Regions from separate parts of the Mus musculus genome. Here regions 1, 2, 4 and 5 are each linked to region 3. Evidence: chromatin loops called from intact Hi-C (ENCODE). Cell type or tissue: heart. All regions are shown on one strand.

Region 1 (4,000 bases), 74 kb after region 3:
AGGCCTGATGACCTGAGCTGATTTCCGGATTCATGTGAGAGAAGGGCTGACTTGCAGAAGTTGTTTTTTGTCTCTCCATCTCTCTGTCTCTCTGTCTCTCCCCTCTTCCCCTCTCTCCTCTAAGTAAATAAATAAAATGTAAAAAACCCAACTAAATGAGAAAGGCATTCTTAGTAATGGTTGAATCATGGAAATTGCAGTTACAGAACTGCAGTTTTATCACCGCGGCAGTCTTCATGGAGTTAACTGCATAGGAGAGGCAGCAGGAAGTGCGTTGGGCCACTTGACTTTTCCAGCTGAGGAATGAAGTGACTTGGAAGCAAGCTGAGCTTTTCTAGGGAGCATGCCTTCTCCATCCCGCAGGGTCCACTTGGGTGGGGCCACTCACTAAGCTCGGGAACTGGATTTCCATCGGCTTTCCAGGCTTCCAATGGCAGGAAGCAGGAGAGCTGGCTGGCTGTGCTTGGATGCTGCTTGCTCGCGTGTATGAGCAGGAGAGTTCTGTTGGAGCGGTTGGGTTATGGTACTTGCTTACTTGTTTCTACTTGGGAAAGGAAGTTTGTTGTTGACCGTGTGATTAAAGTCCAGGTTGAAAATGTAGAGTACGACAAACACTGTGCCGAGTAGGTGAGACACTGTGCCGAGTAGGTGAGACACTGTGCCGAGAAGGTGAGACACTGTGCCGAGAAGGTGAGACACTGTGCCGAGAAGGTGAGATGTGGTTGTGCATACTCTGGGAATAGAATGTTGTGCTAAATTTGCTGTAAGCCCTTTTAAAAATGTGTGTGTGTGTGTGTGTGTGTGTGTGTGTGTGTGTGTGTGTGACTGCATGCATGCATATGTGTATTTTAGTGGCCCAAGTTTTGTTTAGTTATTTGCATTTTTCTAGGCAAATGCTGAGTTGTGTGGGTTATCTAACACAAGTAGCTGTTTCAGATGCAGCGGTGAGTCACGGTGAGGCTGGTTTATGTCATCCCCCTGTCCTCCTGCCTTACCCTTGGCTCACACCTCCTGCCTGAGGAACCGCATGAGGTTCAAGTCTTTTTTAATGCACTGTGAAGGCCGTGGCCTGCTGCATAGTTGTTGGGTTTTTCCCCCCACATTAAGGGTGAAAATCTCAGTGTAGTACTAATTTATAGAATTTCCCTATAGGATCTGACGAAAGGGAATTGTTCTTTAGCTCTTAGAGATGGGAATTCCCACAGCTTCAGCATCTACAGTTTCTGTCGTCAAGAACTGTATGCTGTTTTCATAATGTTGTTCTCTGTCTTTTGTTTCTAAATACCTAATTTTGCCTTACTGAGGAAATTCACTCATTTGCTTAGATTCTGACATTTATATGGGATTAAGTAAGTTTTGTTTTATCTTTATATAATTTACTCATCTAGGACTCTTTAAAAATGAAGAGAAACTCCAACTGGTTCTATTGCTACTCCCTAACAATAGAAAGTGGTATGCGGTGACTGACTGGTGATCTCTGTGGTTCTGTTAACACCACAGGGATTGCCCTGCTGTAATGAGGGAGTCCCCCTCCCCCAGCCGGTGTGTTTACATTGCAGCATTCCTGGGCTTACACAGAAGAGGATTTGAAAGCAGGCCCCAGCTTGGTGGACTTGTCATAGTCTGGGGCATTGATTGACTTTGACAAGCTTTTGTCTTATGACCTATTAAAATGCAGCGTCTGCAGCCTGTGTGTTTATCCCATGCAGTTAACCTTGGTGGATTTGTCTGTAGCTTATTTGGGAAGAGCCTCTAGAAACAGAGTTGTTATTTTGTTGCCATAGGAGTAAGTTTATTTACACAGAAATAGGTAACTGGTTATTGATTACCACTTGATACCGAGAAGTGGATACCAAGTGTTCCAGTTGGATGAGCATACTATGAAGAGGGTAGCTGCAGTGAGCTCATAAAAAGTACATTTTATGGTATCCGTTAAAATCATGAGAGATGGGGGCTGGAGAGATAGCTCAGTGGTTAGAGCACTGACTGCTCTTCTGAAGGTCCTGGGTTCAAATCCCAGCAACCACATGGTGGCTCACAACCATCCATAATGAGATCTGACTCCCTCTTCTGGTGTGTCTGAAGACAGCTACAGTGTACTTACATTAATAAATAAATAAATCTTTTTTAAAAAAATCATGAGAGATGATGGGTTTGATCCTGCTCTGAAAACCCGTTAGTATATTTTTCTTTTCCATAAAGTATTACTTGATGAGCATCTAATAAATGTTCCCTAGATGCTAGGAACAACATAAAAGTATTATTGGGAAGCCACCGGATGTATGACATTGCACTGGGGACATGGAGTTTTACTCATCTCACAAAAATGTCCCTCTTTATGGGCACATGGTAGCAGATGTGGCCGGCGAGGAGGTGTGGACAGGAAGTGTGACATCTCTGTGCTTATGAGACCGGCTGGCTGCTGCTTTCCTGAAGAGGAAGCCGCTGAAAGCGACCAGGAGCATTTATATGTGATTGTCTGGCCTTCCCTGTCTGTCTTCTCTTCCCTTTCAAAACAGCTCTCTACTTTGAGACAAGTGGTGCGTGCAGTGTTTTCCTTCCCTCAGCACAGAGTAGCCGCGGCTGTTTGCATCCCTGCACGGTAGTGTTCTGTTGGACATGTTTCTGCTCTGTCCTGAGGTTGGGAGGGGAAAGGAACAAGCAAGTGCATTTACCTAAGTGCATTTACCTAAGTGCATAGAAGGTGTGTGCAGCGTGCCAAGGGGTGGGTGGGAGCTTAGAGACATTTCTTTCACCGCATGAGTCCAAGGGTCAAATGCGTAGTGCAGGCTTGCTGGCATCTTGAAGGCCCATGAAAAGACTTCTGTAAAGGAAGTTTTAAGCACATAGGTTTTTAAGCAGTCTGTGTGGGATGAGGTTGATCTGTAGAATATTTCAGATAGATTTGAAAAAATCAGTTACTTTGAGCATTAGAGGGATTAAACTCCGTGCGCTAGGAAATGAGTTTCATGCTTCCGAGTTGGAGTAGCCTGGCAGTTGTCTGTGTCCATGCTGTTTCTGTGTTGGAGCTGTGTGGCACGGCAAGATGGCTCTGCTGCTCTCTCAGAGTGGGAATCTATTCTCATGCAGTGCGAAAGTCCTTCATCTCATGGAACTTGGGCTCCGTGAGAACTCCTTTCTCCTGTACTGCATCTCACTCTCTCTCACTTCTCACATTCTGTTTCTCTTGGAGAGTCTCCCGTTCGGCCCCTAGTACACAAGTAGCTACCCGTGTGCACATGACCATTTATTGTTTGTTCCTAATATACGAGTAGCTACATGTGTGCACAGAACATTTATTCTTTGTCTCTAGTATACAAGTAGATACATGTGTGCACATGAGCATTTTTTTTTCACATACTATGCTTTCAAACTGAAATGTAGGATAGTGAGACTGTTGGTTTGAAATACATACTTGGGACTGTGATACGCTTTCTGCTTTGTTTTGTTTTTTTAATATTTTTATTTATTGTATGTATATGAGTACACTGTCATTGTCTTCAGACACACCAGAAGAGGGCATTAGATCCCTTTATAGATGGTTGTGAGCCACCATGTGGTTGCTGGGAATTGAACTCAGGACCTCTGGAAGAGCAGTCAGTGCTCTTAACTGCTGAGCCATCTCTCCAGCTCCCAAACTTTCTGTTTTTTAAGATAGGGTCTCAGTGGTAGCTCTGGCTGGCCTGGAACTCAGTGTAGAGCAGGCTGGCCTCAAACTCACAAAGACATGCCTGTGTCTACCTCCCAAGTGCTTTGATCCAAGGTGTTCATCACAGATGTTCATCGAGTTCTTCCCTGGGGTATAGTTATTGACAAATTGATTTCTGTATCATATGTGGTAGTACATCTGTATTTGAATGCACCTGTAACAGTAGCCATGCTCAGTGATCATGTGACTAAGGGGTGCTGTTGTGGATAGCCCTGGGGTTAATTATATTTGATGTTAATTCCGTTCTCCTGTGAGGGGTTGTGAACAAGGAATGAGTCAGCACTCAGGTGA
Region 2 (4,000 bases), 130 kb after region 3:
TTTTATCAGGGTTCCATCAGTGTTGCTGATGTGTGTTGTGTTTGAAGGTTTGAACAATATAGATAGTTGAATAATCTTCCTTTAGTGATTGCATCACAGGCAGAGTTGAAGGTGACATCAGAAGACTTAAAAGTAAAGATCACCCAGAGCAGCTGTCGTAAAGCAGGGAGCCTCCTCTGAGGTTAGGAACAACAGCAATCTTCATGTGTTTTCTGAATCTGAGTTATCAATAGACGGGGTGCTGGGCTGCGTAAGTAGAGTCCTCAGGGAAGGAAGCCTTCTCAGATGCCTAGAAGGATGAAAGAGAGACAGCCATGACAAGAGAGGAGAACATAGGTCATCCCAGGTAGTGGAAGGTGCAAAGCGGCTCGGAAGTGAGAGACCAGAAAAAAGACAGCACACTCAGGCCTTGTAGGCGAGCCTGCTGCTGCTAGCTAGGCTTGCTGGCTCCATTCTGTAGGAAGCCTTGGAGGGATCCTTAGTGTGTTGGTCCTACCGTGCAGAGCGCAGTGTTAGTTTTGAAGAATCAACTGGTCCCGGAGAATGGTGAGAGAAGATTGAGTCAGGAAGCCCACAGACTGCATGCAGTGGTCACATAACAGTGTCTGCTGTGGTCTTCACCTTAGGTTGGAGCAGATCACTTGGTTACCACACAATAGAATGGGCGAGTGTTTAAATGTGTGCCATCAACATATTGTCAACTTGGCTTTGTAATTTTTAATTTTATATTGACTCATATTTCAGTATTAGTATAGTTGAAACTATCTTTTGGTCAGATTTTTCATTTTGTCATAATTTGTGATGGCAGCAAGTGCTTAAAATTGTATAATAAGTCAAAGAGGTATGCATAATTATATGCTTCTACACTGGAAAATTAGTAAAACCTTAGCAAAAACAAGCAAAAACCAGCTTTAGGAAATAAATAGGTATAATGTAAGATGTGAACTCATTTTAATGTTGTAACAATTTGTGTGGATTTTGAAAATACATTCAAGGGCCCTGTTTGACTTGCTAGTATTAAAGGGTGATGTTCTAGAATTTGAGGTTCCTGACTAAAGCAAATGGGTCTAAGAAGAAGTATCATTTGATGCAAAAGCAGGGCTAGGAAAGGGGCAGGTCGTGGCGGGACAGGCGAGGGGTGTGGAGTGTTTGGTACTGTGTAGAACAAAGATTGAAAGGGTAGACCCCTTGTTGAACTGATGGCTTACACACACCATCCTTTAACAGTTTCCGGCCCTCTGGGTTTTTTGTTTATTGGAATTTTTCTTGGTGCATGGAAAAAAGCAGACCACGGGGTGTAAAAAGTAAAGCACTTTTTATAAGGAGGAAAAGACCTGAGGGGTATTTCATTGTTCAGGAGGAGTCTCTGGTAGAGAGACTTGTCACTTGGCTTGCTGACTCTTGAGGTGATCCAACACTATGACAAAAACACTAGTACAGTAGGTTCTGCCTCACTGAGAGAGAGAGAGGACAGCAGCACACAGTAGGTTCTGCTACAATGTGAGAGAGAGGACAGCAGCACACAGTAGGTTCTGTCTCACTGAGAGAGAGAGGACAGCAACATACAGTAGGTTCTGTCTCACTGAGAGAGAGAGGACAGCAACACACAGTAGGTTCTGCTTCACTGAGAGAGAGGACAGCAGCACACAGTAGGTTCTGCTTCACTGAGAGAGAGAACAGCAGCACACAGTAGGTTCTACCTTACTGTGAGAGAAAGGACAGCAGCACACAGTTGGTTCTGCCTGACTATGAGAGAGAGTATTGGTGACATTGTAATTCTGCAGTTGGGCCGAGAGCTCCTCCTACTGGCCAAGTACCTGGTGAGCCACATGCTCAAAAATCTGATTTACTGGATGGATTTTTAAAAACTCAGACTATTAGTAGAGTTTTGTATTAGTTTAAAAATAAGTTTATATTACATATTGATATATCCAAAGTTCAAACACTATGGTCTAGCTACATTTGGTTAAGGGGTTCTGTTCTTCAAAGCTTTACATTCACTGGTCTAATGTATTTCAACTTCTCTTCTGATTAGCCCCGATTGGTGTTGTGGACCAAAGCCCTCCTGGAGAGGGCTCAGTGCCTGGCCCTGGAGTTATCAGCTATACTACCATCCAGGATGGCCGGAGGGACAGCAAAAGCCCAACAAAAGCTACACCCCTGCCCGCTGAGGGAAAGGTATGGCCTATTAGCACTTGTGCTGCTGTGTAGGATGCTCAGATCAGAGACTCTCTGCTGCCTTTAGTAGTTAAGACGTCAGAATTTCTTGTTGTTGTGTAACCTACGCTTACAATCTTCTATGTTTCAAATGGAGGCTGCTACTTTGCACTGTGATTTCTAACCTTGTTTTTATTATTTTTCAGAGTAAAATATTTGTTTCCGTGTAAATTATACTAATGCAAGAACAGAGTAGATTATACAAAAATAAGAAAGCAATGTACTGGCATTTCCTGTTTTCTTAGTTTATTATCAGTTGACTTAACAATGATAAAAGCCATGTGGTTTGAAATTGCGTATTTTATTACTAGTCAATTTTAAAGGTAATCCCTGTCTTTTATTACATTAATTTAATTTTTTAAAATGAATCCACTAATAATACAAAGCTGTGAATAAGTGCAGGATTATATGCTGTCTCTGCCTTGTTTGTGCTTACACTATAGCTAATGAACTGAGGCATTCCTTAGTCTGTCAGTTTTGTTATTTTGTTACTAAAGTCATTTCAAGTGGTTACCAGTCACTTGACTAAAGAACTTTTGAGCTCCTCACAAATCATTTCCATGCTTGCACAAAGCATTATTTTATATGTAACATTGGAAGTAGATCACACACACAAACACACACACACTCCCCCCCCCTCTCTCTCACACACACACACATACACACAGAGTCTCTCTCTCTCTCTCTCTCTCTCTCTCTCTCTCTCTCTCTCTCTCTCTCTCTCCCACACACACACTTCCTCTCCCTCTCCCTCTCCCCCTCACACACACACACACACACACACACAGCCTGGATCATCCTTTTGATACACTGTGCCTTTTTAGCTCTGGCTTTGAAAACTGTAGTGACATGCAGAATGAACGTGTAAAGGAACTATTAACTGCTGAAGCATCTGCTGATACTGTAGGAATTCTTGCAAGCACTGACAGCCTCTGTGGCCACCACAGACACATGCCACAGGACAGTGTATCAAACAGCAGGGGATACGAATCATTTGCATCCTTTTGTTAAACAATTTGTGATTGTCGTGTTGAAAAGTATCTGGCTAAATACCATTTATTAAAAAGCAACACAGCTTGTGTTCTACATGATATCCTTCAAGTGCTAAGTGGTCAGAATCTTTTCAGTCATGCTTACAGAGTATCTGAACAAACAGCTACTGAAGAGAAAGTTCAGGATTTCTGTTCAGTTTGTCTTCAGTTTATATATGTAATTATGAAAAAAATCTAGACAAATATTGTATTAAGTTCTAAATGAAATCTTTCTTATCTTTAGCAAATGACTAGTTCTATGAGCATTTTTCTAGCATTTTTAGATACATGTGTCAGCAGCTAGGTTTGAGTAATGTTAGCTAAAACCTCATAGTCATTAATATGTGTAAATTTTATGTGATAAAAGGAGTCCAGTTTCTCTCCTTAAAAGTGGATTATTCAGTTAAGTTTTTAATGACTGTTTTTTATGAAACTTGCTTGGGCGTGAAGCTTTCACTAATGTTTCTTCTTTTCTTCTGTTTCCTTCTTGTTTCTTTGAAAATAACCATTGTGGGATTCATCACCAACCATGGGTTGTTTAAATAGACCACTTGCATGTGCCCCCTGTCACCTCTCATTTGCTGTACTTCATCTTTTCCTCCTTACCTCCTGCCAGTCCTTGAAGTGGACTTGCTGTCAGACATTTCAGAGGAAGACCCTTTTGGGGAGGCTGATCAGACCACACTCGATAGCTTCGAGCTGCTTTCCATGGGTGGGACATCAGAGCAGGGTGACTCTGAAGTGGCCACATT
Region 3 (4,000 bases):
CTTGCCACCCATTCAAAGTAAAGGACTGGGTGACCAAGGACAGAAGCCTATGGCGCCATGAGGAAATCTCTTCAAAGTTATCTGTTTCAGGCATTTCCTCATAGCAACAGAAAAGCAACACCAATTATTCCAAGCCTTCTTTATGCTAGAAATGTATGTAATCAGGATTCCAGTATTCATTAAACAGCTTATCAAACTCTCCTTGTGTTCTTAGCGTCTGGGACTGAAGTCAACTAAGTCAACTCAAGTTCCTGACACACAACAAATGCTATTATAGCAATAATTTTATTATTTACAAGGATGATTCTAGCAAGTAATTTATTTCCCCAACTCTTTTCTTTTTGATGTAGGTACCCTTTTCATAGCGAGGAACCAGCTGATAAAACACCTGCATGTGTGCCATTACCTGGGAAGTATCCACACGCAAGGCATTGCTACTGATGGTTAATTTGATCTTGCTAATTTTACAATGTTTAGGAAGGAAATTGGCAGAGGTGAATCATTAAAGATTTTATTAGAGGTGGGAGGAAGCAAATGACTAGAAGAACACAGGGTGGGGTTGAAGATGCTGGAGGCAGTGGGCTGCCACTCTGACAGCTTGACATGCAATGCTCAGAAAAGATGAAATAAGTAGAAGAGATTGAGGTCTAATTGTACTAATGTGTAAAACTTACCACTATCTATCTATCTATCTATATCATTCATATATATAATATATACATATCACGTGTGTGTATTTTTTTATTTTAATTTTTTGTCACTGCCTTATCCCCATTATACTTTGCAAGCTAGGTTCTCAATTCTCTGCCGGGAGATATCCTGACTAGTAAGGCTGAGCATCAAAGCGCCTCTCCTCCACAGGGTTTACCCAATCTCTCCTGCCTCTCCCACAGGAAGAATAAATGGATTCTTTTCAAGCCTATCCTGTGAAAGCACTTCTTTCACTGCAGACTGAGGGGGGACCCGGCTTTCCTTATTCGGTTTCCTGGACCTGCTCTACCGTCTACCACGAAAAAGGCATCCAGTGAAGGTTTGGTTAGTGAAAGCACTCCGAAGAAAGAACTTTTCGAAGTTGAGAGGGCATTTAAGGCCAAGATACTCAGAAAGAACGCCTCGCACACGTGCACTGGCTGTCATTATCTCCAGGGTCGCTCCGAGGGCGAAACGCACCCCTGCGGCGGGGCACTGGGCCCGAGAGCCGCGCGAACCCCTCGGGAAGGCCCCCCTCCCACGCCAGCAGGCGCCGGGGGCGTGGCTTTGGCCGTGGGGCGTGGCCTGCCCGCGGGGGTTTCCGCGCCCGGGGCGTGCCGGGCGGGGGACGAGGGCGGGGCTTCCGCCAGGAGGGGGCGGGGCTTGCGCGGAGAGTTCTCTGACGGCCCCAGTCAGGGAATTTCAATTTGAAACCCAGAGGAGGGTGGAGGCGGCGGGTGCGGAGGGCCGGCGGCGTCCGAGGCTGGAACGGGACGCGTTCCCGGGGCGAGCAAGCTCGAGAGGGGCGGTGTCCGGGTAAGGAGGCGAGCGGGCTGCGGAGTGGCGGGCGGGGTCCTGACACGCTGCAGGCGGGAAGCGGACCCCGGCAGGAAGCCCGGACGGCCATCCCGGGCGGGGGAGGGGGCGGCCGCGGGCCCGTCTCTCTCCTTCCCGGGCGGGGACCGCGGCGGCGTCCCCGGGCTCTCGCGCCCCGGCCCTGCCGAGGCGTGCGGCTCCATCCTGGGTGCCGGGGGCTCGCCGCGCCCTCTCTCCCGAGGGTCGCCAGACGCGGGCCCGCGGCGCGCGTGGGCTCTGCGGGAGTCGGGGAGGGAGCGCGCCCCGCCAGCCACCCAGCCCCACGCGCGCCGCAGGTCGGGCCAACGCGGGCGACCCTCTGTCCCCGCCGCCCACTGTGCGGTCTGGAGCTGAGGACAGACACCCTCGCACGTTTTCTGCGGCGAGCCTTCCAGCTCGGACACCAGGCCATCCGCCCCCGATGGCTTCTTTTTCTCGGCGCTGGCAGCTGAGGGGTGGGAGCAGTTTAGGTGAGCTGCAGGTCAGGGGCTACGAGGAGGAAATAACCGAGTCGGTGGCGTTGAGGTTGGCATCTCGGGATCCCCCATCCTCAACCCCAGACGTCTGCGGTGGACGTTAGTCATTAAATGTCCCCAGACGCCAGCCTCAGGCGGGGCCAAGTTTTATTTATTTATTTGGGGTGAAGTTAGAAGAGCGCCCTCTTCCCCCGGTGTCTTATTTTGGGGAGTGGTCTCCGTGGAGCTTCCTTACAAAATGAGGAAGCCCTTCAGAAAATCTGTCACCTGAACAGCTGTCCCTGATTTTTAAGGTTCCTGGGAGAGTGGTAGGCACGGTGGCATCTAGGGGAGTTGTACTTACATTTCCTCCTTTGGGAATCAAGATTCTCTCTGTTTCTTGAACTTTGTTGCATGTGAAATGTGGGGTGTGCAGGGCAGTATGTTCTTGTTTCTGTGATTAGCTACAAAACAAAACAAAAACGGTCTCAGTTTTCTCCACTCATTTTTCTTCAGTCCTTCCTGTCTGTCTTTCTTCTTTTCTTTTCTTTTCTTCTCTCTCTCTCTCTCTCTCTCTCTCTCTTTCTTTCTTTCTTTCTTTCTTTCTTTCTTTCTTTCTTTCTTTCTTTCTTTCTTTCTTTCTGGGAGTTCATTATCTCTGTATTCTTCATTGCCTTATCACGCTGCATTAGCAACATTTTAGTCTACCCTGTCAGACATTCCCGTGGATTTGAGGAAAACTCGATCCGTTTCTTGGCTGTGGGAGATGAAGTTTAGAAGTTGCAGTGCTTGTACAGGTTTTCCTGTGCTATTCAGTTTGTTTGCAGGCTCCTGCTGTGAGAAATCTGGTTTGTCTTGCAGCCCCTGGTGGGCTGCCTTGCAATGTTATCCTGGATCTTGGTAGGCACCAGCAGCCCCCTCAGGTTGCTAGTTTGACATAACTTTGAGAGAGAGAAAGGCTATGTCACCTGTTAGGGCTAGGGCGATCATTTCAATAATTTGGTTTGAGAGCCACCATCAAACCTCAGAGGTCTTTGTACCCTTTGGAGAGCTGGAGGAGTTGAAGTAGTGGTGTGAAGTTTGCCCAGTTTAATCCTATTCTGTGTTCTCCACTTCTGAGGCAGAATTCCCATTGAAGTCAGCAGTGGTCTTGCTTGCAAACTGCCTATTGAGAACAAGAGGCTGCTCATTAACAGGAGAGGACGGTCCCCTCTCCTTTAAAACAATCCCCTGTAAGAAGGATCTAGTCCTAACAGTTCTTCACTCATTTACCTCTAGTAGAAGTAGGACACTGTGTGCAAGAAAAAAAAAAAGTGTGGCTGGATTGAGCCATCAGCTCTCTTGAAGTCTAATGAGAGGGAGACTGTTAAAAGGAATCCAAAGCTCAGCTGTTATTTAACGCCGTGCAATAGATTTTCAGTGATACGTTTCTGTGTAAGAAATGTAAGCTGCTGTGGGATGTTTTACGGTAACTGATTATGGATCTTTAAAATCCGAATTCTTAGGTCCAATTAGAAAGAAGCCCATTTGGAGCTTTCCAGGAACGGATGCCCACCCCCACCCCAAAATAACTGCAGACAGAAAAATAAGGGACCTCGGAAGTTTGCTATACCTGGAGACACGGCTTTAGGACATTTTGTTTGTGTGCATTTCATGTAACGTGTGAGTCTGGGCGAGAGGGACCGTGTTTAGGTTTGTGAGGACTCAGCTGACCTGAGTTGGTGAGCCTGGCATCTTCTGCTTTTTAATGTAATGTTCTTGGGGTTTACTTCTTTCAAATTACCAGTTCTAAAGAATCGAGTTTAGAAAACCTAGCCAGTGACCAGAATGTAAAAAATAGACATTAAAAAAATCAGAACCATATCCACATGGGCTTACCCAACCACATACTTTCAACTAAAAATAGTCACGACGAGAAGGCAGCCCTCAACTAAAATAGTTATTGGTAAATTTTCTCCATAACTAGCAGTTCTGTGTAGTTCCCCTTAGCATTTAGTTGT
Region 4 (4,000 bases), 92 kb before region 3:
GTCAAAAGAGAAAAGCAAACCACACATATACCAAACACTGACAGTGTTTCAGACCAAAGAGGAGTGAGCATTCGCGATGGCACAAGACAGCGCCACACAGCACTGAGTGCAGTGTGCAGCCTAACACTAACCTACTATCTCCCAGTCAAACCCAAAGCTCACCCACCCATCCAACCCCCACTTTGTCGCAATTGAGTGTGTTTGTTATAAGTGGCCTATAATGAATGTGGGGCCTCAGACTCTCCTAAGTAGACATTCTCCTCAGCAAAAAACTAGCCAAAGGGAAGGAGGGGGCTGTACAAATGAAAACGTGACTAATCTTCATTGATTGGCTCTCTGTAATAGAGGTGACAGTTCCCACAGGCCTCTGAGTAGCAATGGTGATTGTCTCTCATTCTCTCGATGCTTACCAAGGGCTGATCATATGTAAAATCTCATAAGCAAAGGACTTACAGTTCATACTTGAATCCAGTCTAGTATTTCCCTAGAAAGCTCCAGAATCAAGAGTCTCCTCAAGAGGACCTCCCAGGCTTTTAGCCACTGCTCACACAACAAACACCAAAGCGGTTCATGTGCAGTGAGGTTATACTGATTCTCCAAATTAGAAGACACCAGATCTCCATGACAGCCACTGGCAAAAACACACATGGGGTTTCCTGAGTGCAACACTGTCCGTCTTACCTGCTATCTCCAGGAGTGCGCTAACATGGTCTCCATCTGCCAGCTTCACAAAGCCAACCTGACCTTGGAAAGTGCCAATCCCTTGGAAGGGCAAAGCCAAGTGTTTCCCTTCAAGGATCTCCTCAACGAATGGCTTCAATTCCAAAAGTGCATCGGTACCGCTAGTGAGAGATGACGTTTCAGCATGGCATAAAAAGCAAAATAGAAAAATAAAATAAATATGGAATAAAGAAATCCAATTTTTTGAAAATAAATTGTATATTATAGTAATTATTTCAAAGTTCAAAATATCATTTAAATCTAACCTATGTTTAAAAACCAATATTAATCTTTAGACAACTATAGAAGTGACTTAAGTCTTTTCCTAGTTATAATTACTATTAAAGACATAAAAGCAGATCGTATTTCATTATTCATCAAGAAACTTCTAAGTCAGATGTGGTAGTACACACCTGTAAACATGGAACTCTGGAGGCTGAGGCAGGAGGACAGCAAATTTGAGTTTGAGGCCAAGCTGGACCACAGTAGTAGACTACAACAAGACCTTAACTCAAAATAAACAAATAATAAACTGCTAACCAAGAAAACACTACCGGAATAACTGAAAGTGCTGTGTGCACAGCTCTGCTGTGGAGCACCTGCTGGCTGTGTGCGAGGGCCTACCTAGATTCAGTCTCCAGTCCTAGATCCAATCTATCCCTCCAGGGTAGAGAGAGAATTAAAACTACATTTTTACTAATTTTTTACTAATGATATATCCCAAACCAACCTACCACACACAAGAACTTTGCTAGGTTGTGAGGAATGTTCTAACCTTCTGTTTGTTTTTTGTTTCCAGGGGTGGGGTTTCAGGCAGGTTCTCATGTACAGAAGGATGGTTCTGAACGTGTGGCCACCCTGCTACCACTTCCCAGATGTTAGGGTGACAGGCACGCACCATGCCCAGTTTCAAACCCAGGCTGTGTCTGACAGAGCAGACAAGCACTTTACCAACCAAACCATGTCCCCAGCCCAAGTCCTAGATTCAAAACAAAACAGAAGAAAAACAGGACTCACTGTTTGCAATGCATTCCACTAAAACTGAAATAGGCATTTTCTCTCAAAATACAACACTCTTTGTGATATGATTTCTTAAAACTGGGTTCAAATAAAGTATAAGTTTATCTATATCTGCCAACCAGAGCTAACAGTTTGTTAGAGCTGTTTAGCCCGTGTTCACTTATGGCCACTTTGTGTTTCAAATCTTCATTGCTCTTTATACTTCGAATCAGATACGAGCAAACTGTGCACAGTCTTAAACTTAGGGTCAATCACTTCCACTTCCGGCTCAAAAAGAATTCTGGTGGGTGTAGCTTAGCATGAGAAAAAATTAAACTCTCACTAGAGGGCAGCAATTGCTTAAAAAAGAAATGAACGCAGGCGGTTTGGAGAGGCTTTTCAAACTGTCTAACAAACCTGCCTCTGGATCAAGGCAGTCAAATACACGAAATACAGATTTCTGTAGTGTTTTCATATTTCTAAATCTTCACACCCAAGCTCTGAAGGAACCCATGCATGCACTTCAGCCACACCGCAGAGATAACGTAATGCTGGAGAACTGCTTTTACATGCCAGCGTTTCTCCCTGCGCCTCCACGGCTACCTCTGAAGTCAGGTGTGCCTAACTGCATTCGCAGCCATGGGACACAGACACACTCCTAGTCCAACGCTGCCCTTCCCTTCGCTGAATTCTGTGAGGCAAAGCACGGGATCACAGAGCACTCACACACATACAGTAGACTGAAGGAATTAACACAAGACATCCAGTCCCATGGAACTATAAACCACAAGCTAAGGCAAACCATGAGAGAGAGACTAAGACCTCCCAGAAGCAATGAATCTGCAGAGTCCTGGTAAAGGAAACAGGCGGCCTACACAGTGCTGGCATTCAGTTATCTGGCTGAATAAAGCAAAGCATTTACCTAATGAGGCGCTATTGATCCAGTGGGTGCCTTAGGAAGCACTGCTATTAGATCCTTCTAAACATGGGTTCTCAAGAGTGCTTTGTGAAAGACTTCTATATACTTAAGTTTATTCTTTAACTTAAGTAAAGGTTTTTAATTTTTAAAAAAAGAGTATATGCATAACAAAACAGAACTCTGAAACTGAGTTCAGGACAGCTGATATTCAAATTAAGCTAGGACAACTATCTTATCAATTAACAGCTGCTTTATCCTAAAATATTTCTACTTCTTCCTTCTACACTGTGAAGACTCAAAAGGACCTCATATAATAGCTACCAAAACCAGTTCATGATTTTAAAAATGTCTGTTGGATATATTCAACATCCAATCTATTGACTAAACCCTATTCTTTTTTTTTAAGATTTATATATTTAATGCATATAAGTACACTGTCGCTATTTTCAAACACACCAGAAGAGGGCATCAGATCCCATTATAGATTGTTGTGAGCCACCATGTAGGTGCTGAGAATTGAACTCAGGAACTTTGGAAGAGCAGTCAGTGCTCTTAACCACTGAGCCATCTCACCAGTCCAAGATCCTAAACTTTGAAGAATTAAAATGAATATGGACTAGGAACTAATCCAAATAGCTAACATACTATACAATATGAGATGAAAAAACAAAGTTAGACTAGGGGTACTTAAAAAATCATTCACATTAAAAACTGTCTCTCCAGAAAATGCCATCCATTTTCTAGTTAGACGCCCAGACAGAAGACACACCTTGCATCACACCATCTCTTAGAAGTTGACAGCTCTGCTCCTCCAGATGTGGGCAGGTTTCATGAAATCAGCTGAAACCCTTGGAGAAAAGACTTGGGGCCAAAGGAATTCTATTCCCAGACTGCCTTTGGATTGAGCCCATAGCACAAACTCTTCTGGCTCCCCAGCCTTCCAGTCTTCCCAATAGATTTCAGACTTACCAACACTCACAACCATGTGAGCCAGTTCTGTGAATGAATCTCTACATAGGCAGCTATTTCTACTTGGATGGATAGAGAACGGGAATTTGTGTGCTCATACCCGACCTGTTCTGTCCTTAGAGAACCCTGACAATTGATAAAGTAGGACAACTGTTGCTATGGACCAATCCATCACACAGGGTGAGATTCTGCCCAACTACTCTCACTCCGGGGCACACCTTTGGTTTGTCTTCCTTGAGAAGCATCAAAGCATTTGTTTCTTCTTATGATTGGTATATTGATAAGCTGAAATAAAGCAAGAAATATCTCTGCTTCTCTCTGCCCTTGAAGGTCATAAAGATCAGAAGACTGCTGGCTGTCACACAAGGGTCGACTGCGTCAAGACCTTAACTA
Region 5 (4,000 bases), 64 kb before region 3:
AGCCAACATTGTAATGGGTACTTTATGCCAGGCACGCGCACTTTGCTAAGTAACTCATTTAAACCTTAACAACTCTGTTATAGGGAAGACTAGTATTACACCAGGCACCGACTTAGGAACCTGCCCACAAGTAAAGTAGATTCAGGAGCTAACATTCGGATCACGTGAACATGTCACATGACCCACAGTTTCCAGAATCACTCTTTACCATATACTGATGGCAGCACTGTAAACTGAGGCAGGAAGCAATGGGTCAACAGGTGAGAAGCACGGAAGATGGCCTAAATGTCTTACTGAAATCTGGGTTCCTCTCACATACACTCAAACAGGCCTCCTCGCAACCTTGCTTGAAGCAAAGAGAAAAGGGGAACTAATTTAAATGTCTAACAGAGAAACAACTAAACAGTGCATGATCATTCTGGTGACTGAAAACCACCGGTATGAGGAGTCTAACAACAGGGGGAAAGGCGACTCTCTAACAAGCAGATACGCAGTCAAGGTCATGCTGACTTAGCATACACAAAGCCCTAGGCTTTATCCCCAGTGTTACAAAAACAAGCATAAGTCAAAAAGTAGCTAGAAAACTGCATGTTCCCAAGACGTACGGGTAGGAAAGGAAGAATAAAAGCTGAAGTGTTTCTGAATGCCAAATACTTTCCAACCACTGTACTAGGTTGTTTCTAAAGTGAATATTGCTTTTGTAAGAAAAACCATGAATGTATGTAAAGAATCTTCTCAAGCCAAGAAAGTAAATGCATTCAAATCCTCAGATCACAGGGACACTTCAGCAAACACTACCAAAGCCAAGCAAACAGAAAACAAAAAAGACAGACAGACAGACAGACAGACTGCCCAAGTCCTACAAAGTAAGTTTCCTATCTGAACAACAAAACACACCTTCATTGGGCAAGACTCTCTTCTGGTTCCCCAGCACTGTAAACAGCTATGGAATGGGCCTGTCATTCATTACGGTCTATCTACTTCGACTAGCTACGTAAAACAGCAGAGTAGGTCTCCAGAAATGTTTAAACTTCATGCCAACCAGGCCACTTACCCAGTGTGCTTCCATTTGCGCCTCATGAAGAGGGAGCAATCCAAATTATTAAGGAGAAATTGACAAATCGACACTACATGAATGGAAGGACCCAGTAAACTGGACAAGTGCCATAAGCTTTGTCACTATAGGGAAACGATGCGCTAACAGCATCCCAAACTGCAAAGCCACACGGTGTAAAAAGGTGAGAAGAGTCCTCTCTTTCCAACTATTACCCTATTCCCTTCTGCCTATTACCCACACTCCTGTAACCTTATAAAAACATCTCAAGCAGGGACACTCTGGGCATCTCCTCACGTGATACGAGTAATTGCATTCACATGAAATTTATAAACGCATGTACATTATTCACCTGATTTATATTTACATACATATAAAGTATTTACATAGCATGCTTGGACTGCCTATTTTAATATTCTTACGCTTTGTATACATGTAGGTGTTCTTGTAGAACACCTTTTTCCCCTTACTTCCCAGTCCCTTTCCCTCCGAGTCCAACCTCTAATTCCTACCCAGGTTCAGCATACAACGAAAGTTGACCCAAGCTGAAGTACATCCTGGGCGCCAGCAGATTGGCGCCCGTTTTAAAGTGTGCCTTGCCAAGCCTCGAGTAAAACCCTAAATGAGACAAGACAGTGTTCAGAGGCTTCTATTTGCCATTTTAAAAAATAATTAGGTAAATAAAACGGAGTTTTTTTTTTCCCCCCTTGATTTTGTTAACCTCCCCAACACAGTAGGAAAGGATGTGCTGCAAAACTCTGGGTCATGGGTCACAAGATAGGAAGAGGTAAGAGAAACAACAACTTGTGTGTACACCCCTTTCGGTTCGAGGAGTGGAGTGGTGCACGGAGACCCACGGATGCAACCAAACTGCCCGGACTACCGGGCTGGACCGGGATGCCCAGGGTGTAGGGGGAGGGTCGATCGCGAGGGGCGTGGGGCTGCGGGCGGCCTGGGAGGCGGAGCGGGGCGGGCGAGCACGCCCCACGGCAGAGGCCGCCCCGGGGCGCGCAGGGCGGAGCGCTCTCACCCACGGCGGGGCGCTCCATGGTCGCGGCGCAGAGACGGAGGCGCGGGCCCGGGGCGCGCGGGACGGCGGGGGCGCGGGCCGCGGCGGCCAGGCCTGCGGAGGCGCAACGCCCCGCGAGTCGCAGCATCCCCGGCACCCGCCGCTTCAGGAGGAGCCGGAAGGGGCCGGCCCGGCGAGGCGTGGATACCCGGATCGGGGCGGTCCCCGGGGCCGTGCTGGGCTCGGGCTCCGACCTCTGGCCGCCCTCGGTTATTTCCTGCGGCGCGGCCCTTCCCGTCCCACGCTCGGAGGGGCGAGCCAGGGATCCAGAGAGCATTCCTTGGCCCGCTGTCCCTTGAGAACCCGTGTGTTTGCTTTAGCGTGGAGCTTTGGAAACACAGATCTGATTGCAAAATAGGCGGGCTGAGCAAAATGTACAATACAATAGCGAGACCTTGAACGTCGCTATAATGAGATGCTTTTATTTACTTGCCATTACCCCCCCCCCAAAAGTAGCATTTTCAACAGCAGTTTAAGAGCTAAAAGTTGGAATTGTTAAATGAAATCATCTACAAATTTTTTGCAGGCAAGGCTCCTCAGTATCTGAATAAAATAAGAGAAAACTATTTTTTTTAATAGTTAAAATATGAATATGTCTTGTAGAAAAGAATGCTACTGTTTTTTTCCGGGCTGGGGGCAAATGGTGGTATTACTGCTGGTTTGTTGGGGAATGTAATTTTAATTTAAGAAAATATGGTGGTGTGTCTCTTCTCCACAGCTGTAGCCCTTAAAGCTGGTAGGGAACTTTGAAGAATTCCCTGCTTAGCCCCTTTTTGTGGATCTTCACGGAAAACGGTCTTTTTAAAGGAGCAGGCTATCTAATCACAGAGAAAGAACGAAAAATAAGTAAGGGAGCTTGCGGCAAGAGGATCCTCAAAGGCCAGCCGATGCTAGCTGGACTGGACAGGGTACAGATAAGACGTTTAAGCATAAGGATTACTTTACGCAGTAGACAGAGAAACAACTCTTTGCCCTCCCTTTTCCTGCTGGAAGTAGACTATACATTTCTCTTTGTAAGGATTACTCCCCACTCTGTTTTAAAGGTGTATTTATGTAACTGGGGAGTAGGAGCAGTGCACTGACACAGCAAGGTTGACAGCCAGTTTGCAAAGAGTAGAGCACTACCCCCACTCCCCCCTCCTCGGGCTTCACAAAGGACGCTACAGACCTGGGAGACGTGGGTTCTGCACCTCATGTGTGGTCTGATGCTTGGGGGCGAGGTGTCTTCCTTCAGCTCAAGAGCCCACTCCTGGATTTCCCTCCTTTTAAAAACAAAACAAAACCAAAGCGCTGTGTTTCTATTTTAACCACACATCTGTGGTGTAATCCTTAGCCTTGGGATATAACTTCAGTGGAGGAACCAGAACACCAACCCAGCCCCCAAACCTTTCACCTACAATCTACCCTGTCTGAAATAATGTGCTGGGGCAAAGGAGGCAAAGATCTTGGGAGAGTGGCCAACCAGTGACTGCTCTAGTCTGAAGCTCACGCCACAAAAGGAAGCCCATGCTTGATACTACAGCATGACCAGGAACCAGAGGCTGGACAGCCCAGAGACCTTTGATAAGAAAAAGAAAATCGCAAATGGTTCCTAATGATATTCCGCTGTACTCATAGATCAGTGCCTAGCCCAATCGTCATCAGAGAGGCTGCCTTTGGCAGCTGATGGGAGCTGATGCAGAGACCCACACCAAACTTGAGCTGAAAGCTCTCTACTTGGAAGTCTCCTTCCAGTCTCTCCCCCTCAGAGTTTGGGGAGCCCTGAGGAAAAGGGGAAGAAAGAATTGGAGGATTCTGCCAGTGAGGTGGAGGACACCAGGAGAACATGACCCACAGAATCAACTAAGCAGGGTTGGTTCATAGAGGCTCACAGATCC

Evidence for each region. Hi-C counts contacts between places; a loop is a spot of excess contacts. Peaks named below come from ENCODE experiments on the same cell type or tissue, not always from the same donor. Only the 100,000 strongest peaks of a DNase experiment are listed, where the experiment ranks them.
Region 1: a loop joins it to region 3, with 3 times the contacts of the local background. A loop is called at or near these places in 8 of 42 quality-filtered maps.
Region 2: it touches region 3 in a loop (3-fold over the local background); 10 of 42 quality-filtered maps call a loop at or near these places.
Region 4: it touches region 3 in a loop (3-fold over the local background); 3 of 42 quality-filtered maps call a loop at or near these places.
Region 5: it touches region 3 in a loop (9-fold over the local background); 20 of 42 quality-filtered maps call a loop at or near these places.

The regions. Positions count from the first base shown.
Region 1 is chr10:25,432,173-25,436,172 of GRCm38, forward strand. The region is part of intron 1 of Epb41l2 (erythrocyte membrane protein band 4.1 like 2); the gene reads left to right. Among named protein-coding and RNA genes, the nearest start is that of Epb41l2, 74 kb to the left of the region's middle. In heart, no CTCF peak of the experiment used is centred here; DNase peaks (open chromatin) are centred at 389, 959 and 2,379; H3K4me3 peaks cover 1,790 bases; H3K27ac peaks cover 3,051 bases.
Region 2 is chr10:25,486,916-25,490,915 of GRCm38, forward strand. Epb41l2 (erythrocyte membrane protein band 4.1 like 2) reads left to right here. Exons shown (of 20, transcript NM_001199265.1): 12 at 2,036-2,178. Among named protein-coding and RNA genes, the nearest start is that of Smlr1, 47 kb to the right of the region's middle. In heart, a CTCF peak has its summit at 1,825 (motif pointing left); a DNase peak (open chromatin) is centred at 1,766.
Region 3 is chr10:25,358,476-25,362,475 of GRCm38, forward strand. It overlaps Epb41l2 (erythrocyte membrane protein band 4.1 like 2), which reads left to right and starts at 1,323. Exons shown (of 20, transcript NM_001199265.1): 1 at 1,323-1,506. In heart, a CTCF peak has its summit at 2,225; DNase peaks (open chromatin) are centred at 1,346 and 1,956; H3K4me3 peaks cover 3,481 bases; H3K27ac peaks cover 1,641 bases.
Region 4 is chr10:25,266,627-25,270,626 of GRCm38, forward strand. It overlaps Akap7 (A kinase (PRKA) anchor protein 7), which reads right to left. Exons shown (of 8, transcript NM_001379238.1): 5 at 682-842. Among named protein-coding and RNA genes, the nearest start is that of Gm25016, 2.5 kb to the left of the region's middle. In heart, CTCF peaks have their summits at 2,041 (motif pointing right) and 3,087 (motif pointing right); no DNase peak of the experiment used is centred here.
Region 5 is chr10:25,294,844-25,298,843 of GRCm38, forward strand. It overlaps Akap7 (A kinase (PRKA) anchor protein 7), which reads right to left and starts at 2,236. Exons shown (of 8, transcript NM_001379238.1): 1 at 2,085-2,236. Gm40617 (predicted gene, 40617) reads left to right here and starts at 3,766. Exons shown (of 6, transcript NR_166644.1): 1 at 3,766-3,974. In heart, a CTCF peak has its summit at 2,324; DNase peaks (open chromatin) are centred at 2,008, 2,328, 3,308 and 3,498; H3K4me3 peaks cover 2,303 bases; H3K27ac peaks cover 2,458 bases.